2 separate regions of the Homo sapiens genome follow, and region 1 is linked to region 2. Evidence: chromatin loops called from intact Hi-C (ENCODE). Cell type or tissue: K562. All regions are shown on one strand.

The links. A loop is a pair of places that touch in the nucleus more often than their neighbours do. Peaks named below come from ENCODE experiments on the same cell type or tissue, not always from the same donor. Only the 100,000 strongest peaks of a DNase experiment are listed, where the experiment ranks them.
Region 1: a loop joins it to region 2, with 6 times the contacts of the local background. A loop is called at or near these places in 1 of 110 quality-filtered maps.

The regions. Positions count from the first base shown.
Region 1 is chr7:140,320,625-140,324,624 of GRCh38, reverse strand. No RefSeq gene overlaps it. Among named protein-coding and RNA genes, the nearest start is that of SLC37A3, 76 kb to the left of the region's middle. In K562, no CTCF peak of the experiment used is centred here; a DNase peak (open chromatin) is centred at 1,614.
Region 2 is chr7:140,651,622-140,655,621 of GRCh38, reverse strand. It overlaps LOC105375535 (a long non-coding RNA gene), which reads right to left. Exons shown (of 6, transcript XR_928047.3): 3 at 3,616-3,807; 4 at 2,993-3,228; 5 at 1-33. Among named protein-coding and RNA genes, the nearest start is that of DENND2A, 13 kb to the right of the region's middle. In K562, a CTCF peak has its summit at 2,021 (motif pointing right); a DNase peak (open chromatin) is centred at 2,051; H3K27me3 peaks cover 3,108 bases.

The sequences.
Region 1 (4,000 bases), 330 kb after region 2:
TCGTATAGGAAATAGTATAACTTTCCTAGTGGTCTTTGTTCAGTAAGCTGCTTGAAATGATTTTGAGGAACCTTAGGAATCGAGCCATGTCTGGATTCTCATTCATGGAGTCGTTCTGATTCCTGGACCACGGGCCCTCAACTGGGCCATGATTCTCACGCTTTCTGGTTTCTCCTTAACTATCGGGGCAGCCCAGTCTTTCAATTCCCCCAGGCTCTCAGCCGCAAGGATCATTTTTGGCACATCTTTCTCTTTTCATGTAGTCAGCCTCCAGGTGTTGCTGATTCTTTCTCCTCCTCACTTTTCCAGTTCATCTTTCATTTTTGTTTCCGAGCCACCATCCTGTGCCTGGGTGACTGATAACAGCCTCATCGCTGGTGCTCCTGCTCCCAGCCTTGCCTCGCTTCACTCTGCCCTCTGCTCAACTCTTAGAATAGTCTTGTTAACGGGACTTTTGCGGTGTTATTCCGCTGCTTAGACACCGAGAGTGACTCTCTTACTTGCTGGATTAAGTGTGAGATCCTGCACGAATCCTCATCTCTAGCTATAAAATCTGAGACAGACCAGAGACCTGTTAGTAAGCAGAGGCTGCACTTTTCTTCTATGGATGTACTGTTTGCAATTAATAGTATTAAACAACTCTCATCTTTTTTTTAAAACAACTTTATTGAGATATAATTTATACATGCCGTACAAGTCATCCATTTAAAGTGCACAAAGGTTTTGGAGACATTCACAGAGCTGTGAATCACCACAATCAATCGTAGAATATTTTCATCATCCCCCCAAGAAACTCCATACCCATTAGCACTCACTCTCCATTTCCTCCACGCCCCTAACCCCTGGCATCCATCACACTTCTGTGTCTATAGATTTCAGACATTTCTTCTAAATGAAATTGAACAGCATGTGGCCTTTAGTGACTAGCTTCTTTCACATAGCATCATCGTTTCAAGGTTCATCTGTGTTGAAGCATGTATCAGTATTTCATTTCTTTTTATTGCATAAAATATTTCCATTGTATGGATATACCACATTTTTTGCATCCAGTCATCAGTTGATGGACATCGGGTTGTTTGTCTTTATTTTATGTAATTCACATACTCGAAACTCCACCCCTTTACAATGTAAAATTCATTTTTTTTTTTTTTAGTTTATTCGCAGAGTTATGTGACCATCACCACTATCTAACTTTAGGACATTTTCATCACCCCAAAAAGGAACCCTCCACCCATTAGCAGTCCACTCCACTCTCCCCACTCCCCTGCTTCTGGAAAATACTGCTTTCCATTTTGTGTGGATGGATTTTCCTCCTCTAAACATGGCATATGAATGGAAAGATGCAATGAATGGAAGAATGTCTTTTGTGACAGGCTGCTTCTACTTACATAATGTTTTCAAGGTGATTCTGTGTTTTCTTCGATTCTGTATTTGTCTATTTGGCATTCATTCATCACGGGCCTACTGGATTAACTATATTTTCTTATTTTCTATAATCTTGATGTCTTGTCATTCATGGCCTGGCTGACTGGGAGACACTGCCCCTCCCAGAGTGAGCCAGTTCTTAGAGATAAGCCCAGGCCTGGCCCAGGAGAACACCTTTCATTTGCAAACGAATCAGCGGTCTTCTTTATCAAACTCTCACACCAAGCTAATCTTCCCCTGCCCTTAATCAACCCAGCGACAGGCACCAGGCAACTAGCCGACAGCCCCTGTGCTCTAAAACCTGGCAAAATTATTTACGCAGTCAGTCCTCAACTGTTTAACCCTGACCTGTCTTGCCTTTCCTGCAGAAAACACAATAAAGTCTCTGGCCCTGGCTTTTCCCTCACCCTTCTGCCTCCTGTCCAAAATCGGTGCTTCCCCATGTGGCCCTACATGGCCTGGCTTCCCCTCCTGTCAGGGGCTGTAGGTCATAAAAGCCTTCTTTCAGTGGCATGGACCTCTGTGTAGTCACTTGGTTACCTCCATAAATTAAACTCTTGTGGGTACAATTGAGCCAAATGCTTGTTTAGGTTGCAGCATGTATCTGTTCTTCAGTACTTTTTTTTTTTTTTTTGAGATAGAGTCTTGCTCTATCACCCAGGCTGGAGTGCAGTGGCATGATATCTGCTCACTGCAACCTCCGCCTGCCGGGTTCAAGCGATTCTCCTGCCTCAGCCTCCCAAGTAGCTGGGGATACAGGCACACGCCCCACAACGCCTGGCTAATTTTTGTGTTTTTAGTAGAGACAGGGTTTCACCATGTTGGGCAGGCTGGTCTTGACCTCCTGACCTCAGGTGATCCACCCACCTCGGCCTCCCAAAGTGCTGGGATTACAGGTATGAGCCACTGCACCCAGCCTCTTCATTCCTTTTTATGGCTGGATAATATTGCGTTGTGTGGATATGCCACATTTTGTTCATTCATTCATCGGTTGATGGACATTTGTGTTTCCCCTTTTTGGCTATTTTGAATATTGCTTCTGTGAGCATTCATGTACAAGTTTTGATGTGAACGTGTTTTAAATTCTCCTGGGTAAATACCTAGTTTTGGGGCATTGCTGCATCGCATGGTGATTCTATGTTTAACATTTTGAGGAACCATCAAACTGTTTTCCAAAGTGGCTGCATCATTTTACAATCCCATCGGCAGTCTGTGAAGCTTCCAGGTTCTCTGTGTTTTCACTGACGCTTGTTATTGCTTATCTTTTAAAAATTTTAATAATCCTAATAATTTGAAGTGGTGTGTTATTGTGGTTTTGATTTGCATTTCTCTAATGATAATGATGCTGAGCATCTTTTCATGTGCTTATTGGCCATTGGAATATCTTTTTGGTGAAATACCTTCTTTGCTCTTTTTTTTTTTTGAGACAGAGACTCACTCTGCTGCCCAGGCTGGAGTGCAGTGGTGCGATCTTGGCTCATTGCAACCTTTGCCTCCCAGGTTCAAATGATTCTCGTTCCTCAGCCTCTCGAGTAGCTGGGATTACAGGCACCACAACCATGCCTGGCTAATTTTTTTTGTATTTTTAGTAGAGATGGGGTTTTACCATGTTGGCCAGGCTGAACTCGAACTCCTGACCTCAGGTGATCTGCCCGCCTCGGCCTCCCGAAGTGCTGGGATTACAGTCATGAGCCACCGTACCTTGCCGTCTTTTTTTATTTTTTAATTAGATTATTTGTCCTTTTATTGTTGAGTTGTAAGAGTTCTTTATGTATTAATGTTTTGGATGTAACTCCCTTATCAGATGTAGCATTTGCAAAATTTTCTTCCATTCTGTGGACTGTCTTTTCACTTTTTTACCGGTGTCCTTTTTTTTTTTTTTTTGAGACGAAGTCTCGCTCTGTCGCCCAGGCTGGAGTGCAGTGGCGCGATCTCGGCTCACTGCAAGCTCCGCCTCCCGGGTTCACGCCATTCTCCTGCCTCAGCCTCCCGAGTAGCTGGGACTACAGGCGCCGGCCACCACGCCTGGCTAATTTTTTGTATTTTTTTTTAGTAGAGATAAGGTTTCACCGTGTTAGCCAGGATGGTCTCAATCTCCTGACCTCGTGATCCGTCCGCCTCAGCCTCCCAAAGTGCTGGGATTACAGGCGTGAGCCCGGCCTCTTACTGGTGTCCTTTGAAACACACAAAAAAATAATATTGATGAAGTCCAGTTTATTTTTCCTTTTGTCACTTTTGGGTTTGGTGTCATATATCAGATATCTTGGCCTAATCCAGGGTTACAAAGACTTATTCCTATGTTTCCTTCTAAGAGTTTCATAGTTCTAGCCCTTACTTTCAGGCGTATGATCCATTTTGTGTTATTTTTTGCATATGGTATGAAGTAGGAGGCACATTCATTTTTTTACATGTGAATATCCAGTTGCCCAGCATCATTTGTTGAAAAGATTACTTTCACCTCCATTGAAATGTTTTGGCATCTTTGTTTAATATCAATTGACCATGAATGTAAAGGTTTATTTCTGGACTCTCAATTTTATCAGATTGATCTGTATGTCTGTCTTTATGTCAATAC
Region 2 (4,000 bases):
GGCTCGCCAAGAAATGTTGCGGGATGCAGGGGACTAGACAAGTATGGGTGAATACAGGAGGATAATTATTTTAAGGTGTGCACCAGCTCAGTGGATTTATTTTTCCTTGAATTTCTGCCTCGATATTACCTAGATAAAGGTCGTCTTGTTTCTCTGACTACTTCATAAGACAAGCAAATTTTCACAAATTTAAAGGATACATTGTGGAAGGTCTGACTGAAAATAAGGCCCTTGTGGGCATCCTAGAAATTTATCTAGAATGGTGGCTCTCAAACTTTAGCATCCATCAGAATTAGTTGGAGCGCTGGCCCCACCCCATTGCTGACTTTTGTAGGTCTGGGGTGAGGCCCAAGAATGTGCATTTCTAACAGTTACTATATGATGCTGATGCTGTTGGTTTGGGGAAAACATTTTGAGAACCATTGACCTTGTAGATAGTGGTAGTGGTGAATATGGTGGTGGTGGTGGTGAAGATGGTGGTGGTGGTGGTCAAGGTAATGGTAGTGGGTGGTAACAGTGGTGGTGGTGATGGCGGTGACAATGGTGATGGTGGTGGTATTGATGTTGGTAATGGGGCGGTGGTTATATTGGTGGTGGTGATGATAATGGTGGTGGTCGTGGTGGTGGTGACAGTGGTAGTGGTGGTGATGGGGATGATAGTGGTGAGTGATGGTGGTGACAGTGATGATAGTGGTGACAGTAATGGTGGTGGCATTGATATTGGTAATGGTAGTGGTATTGTTGATGTTGGTGGTAGTGGTGGTAATAGTGGTAGTGATGGTAACAGTGGCGGTGGTGATGGTGATGATGTGACAGTGATGGTGGTGACAGTGGCAATGGTGGTGGCATTGATATTGGTAATGGTGGTGGTGGTGATGGTGATAATGGTGATGGTGATAGTGGTGGTGGTGGTGACAGTGGTGCTGGTGACGGTGTTGGTGGTGACTGGTGGTGGTGGTGACAAAAGTGGTGGTGATCATAATGATAGTGGTGGTGGTAACGGTGACGGTGATGGTGGCGACCTACAATCTCTGCAGAAATAGGCCCACCATAACCATCACCACCATCATTACCACCACTGTTACCATCCACCACCATCACCACCACCAAATGACTGGTGATGGTGGTGGCAGTGGTGAAAGTGTAGCATTGTAAAGAGCTAGAGTCAGCTCCCACACAGGTGAAGTTGAGAGATTATTACTGAGGCCCATGTCAGTTAGGAGAATTATGTCATACATATGAAGGCAACATGGGCAGTAAAAAACAAAACAAAACAAAACAAAAACAGTTCTATCACATATGAACCCTAAATCAAAGTTTATAAGGGCAACCATTGAAAATCACAGATGCTGGCTTGGAGTCAACCTGCTGCTCACATGGGTAACTTTATGCAATCCGTTTCAGGATTAGTAACAGGAGGGATGGATATATTTAGAATGTTGAATGAATTAAGAGACTGAATACGCAAAGGGACAATGGCCATATATAACTATGCATTTCTATGTCTAGTGTCATATATGGTCATTGACTCTGCATATTCAGAGGCTGTGACCCACAACCTTTGCAGCAACCGGGGCAGGAGCCAAGCCAACCTTCTATGGCGATAGGCCCAGAACGTCAGGATTTGCTCAATGACTGCCTGCTGCCCTAATTCTCACTGACACTTCCAACTCAGGACCAAGCCAAGAAAGCCAAAAATCCTCTCCAAACCCATCACATAAGATGCTGCTGCCTGCACTTTCCCCCTGCCAACATCTTCCAATTAGAGCCCACCTGAAACCTATAGAAGCCTTTCCCACTAGCATTTGAGTCTCCAGTTATATTTGACTCTCTGCCAAAGGCAAGTGATGGTGGCTGACTGTCTGGCCATAGAAAACGCTAAATAAATAGCCTCTGCCTTCCTCATTTGGGTGGCTTTCGTTGATCCGCATTGAATCTTCTCAACAGTGGAAAGCCAGCTAATTTTTAGGTTTCCAGGTGTATGAAATGCTCCTGCTGGTGTTGTTAACTCTATTTCCACTAGGTGGCACCATTCACTCGGGAAGGATAACACACGATTCCTGGAGGTTCCCAGACCCAACCGGGAGGCAAGGGAAGGGGAACTCTGCAAAAGCCCATCTGGCTTTGCTTCTCTTTCCACGTGAACCACATGACCGGGTTTAGCAGCTCGCGTGTAACACTGCTACCCAGCAGATGTGATGCAGGGCAAGTACTAGTTCAAGGGGAAGATGGTGGAGGTGGGGAATGGGCTGGCTCTGGGCTTCCCGGCCTCTGCATTTTAGGCATTCCGGACAAGACAATTCTTCGTTGTGTGTGGAGAGGGAGGCTGTCCTGTGCTTTGGAGGATGTTCGGCAGCATGTCTGGCCTTTACCCACTTGATGCCAGAAACAATCCTTGTCTTAGTCCGTTTGAGCTGCTATATAACAAAATACCATGAACTGTGTGGCTTAGAAACAGCAAATATTTATTGGCCGGGCGCAGTGGCTCACGCCTGTAATCCCAGCACTTTGGGAGGCCGAGGCGGGAGGATCACGAGGTCAGGAAATAGAGACCATCCTGGCTAACACGGTGAAACCCCGTCTCTACTAAAAATACAAAAAATTAGCTGGGCGTGGTGGCGGGCGCCTGTAGTCCCAGCTACTCGGGAGGCTGAGGCAGGAGAATGACGTGAACCCGGGAGGCGGAGCTTGCAGTGAGCCGAGATTGGGCCACCGTACTCCAGCCTGGGTGACAGAGTAAGACTCTGTCTCAAAAAAAAAAAAAAAGAAAAAAGAAAAAAGAAACAGCAAATATTTCTTTCTCACATTCCTGGAGGCTGAAAAGTCCAGGATCCAGGTGCGGCATGGTTGGGTTCTGGGGAGGTCCTGCTTCTGGGCTGCAGACCGCCGCCTTCTCACTGTGTCCGTGGTGGAAAGAGTGGGAGAGGGTGAGAGCTTTCTCTGGGGACTCTTTGATGAGGGCACTAAACCCATTCATGAGGGCTCCACTCACCTTCCATCACTTTGGGCGTTAGGATTTCAACATATGAATTTTGGAGGCGGACACGTTCAGACCATAGCACTTCCCTTTCCCAATTATGACAATAAAATATCTTCAAACATTGCCAAGTGTCAGCCAGGCATGGTGGCCCACATCTGTATTCTCAGCACATTGGGAGACCAAAGTGGGAGGATTGCTTGAGCACAGGAGTTTCAGACCAGCCGGGGCAATATAGCAAGACTCTGTCTCTACGGAAAAAAAAAAAAAAAAACCTGGGCACGGCAATGGGGCACACCCGTAGTTCTAGATACCCAGGAGGCTTAGGTGGAGGGATGGCTTGAGCCCAGGTGTTTGGGGTTGCAGTGAGCTATGATTGTGCCACTGCACTCCAGCCTGGGAGACAGAGTAAGACCTTGTCTCTTAAAAGAAAAAAAAAAAGAAAAATTACCAAATGTCCCCTGGAGAAGCAAAGAAGCAAAGTTGTCCCTGCTTGGGAATCACTAGTCTTAGGTCCTTTCGCACAGTTCTCTGCTGAGACCCTTTCAGCACCCCCTGACCTCCTTACCCCTCTTCCCACCCCACACTCACACTTTCTTCAGAACAGAATATAAGAGAAGGGAACGCCCTGCACTTACCTGCTGCAGCTTCAACGTCTTTGTTCCTCCTGAGCAGGCTCTAAACCAGTGTGTCTCTGGTGGGGACTTGAGCCACCTCCACCAAAAACACCTGGGCGGCTGTGCACCATGGCTCACACACCTGTAATCCTAGAACATTGGGAGGCCAGACAGAGCAGGAAGATCTCTCAAAACTAGGAGTTCAAGATCAGCCTGGGCAACAGAGTGAGACAACATAGTGAGACTCTGTCTCTACAAGCAAACACACACCTGGAGTGCTTGTAAAACTGCACGTTCCTGGGCTGCATCCCAGACCCCTTGCATCAGGATCACTCAGCGAAGGCCAGAATCTGTTCTTTTTTTTCTTCTTTTTTTCCCCCTTAAACTCAATGGGATTATCAGGCAG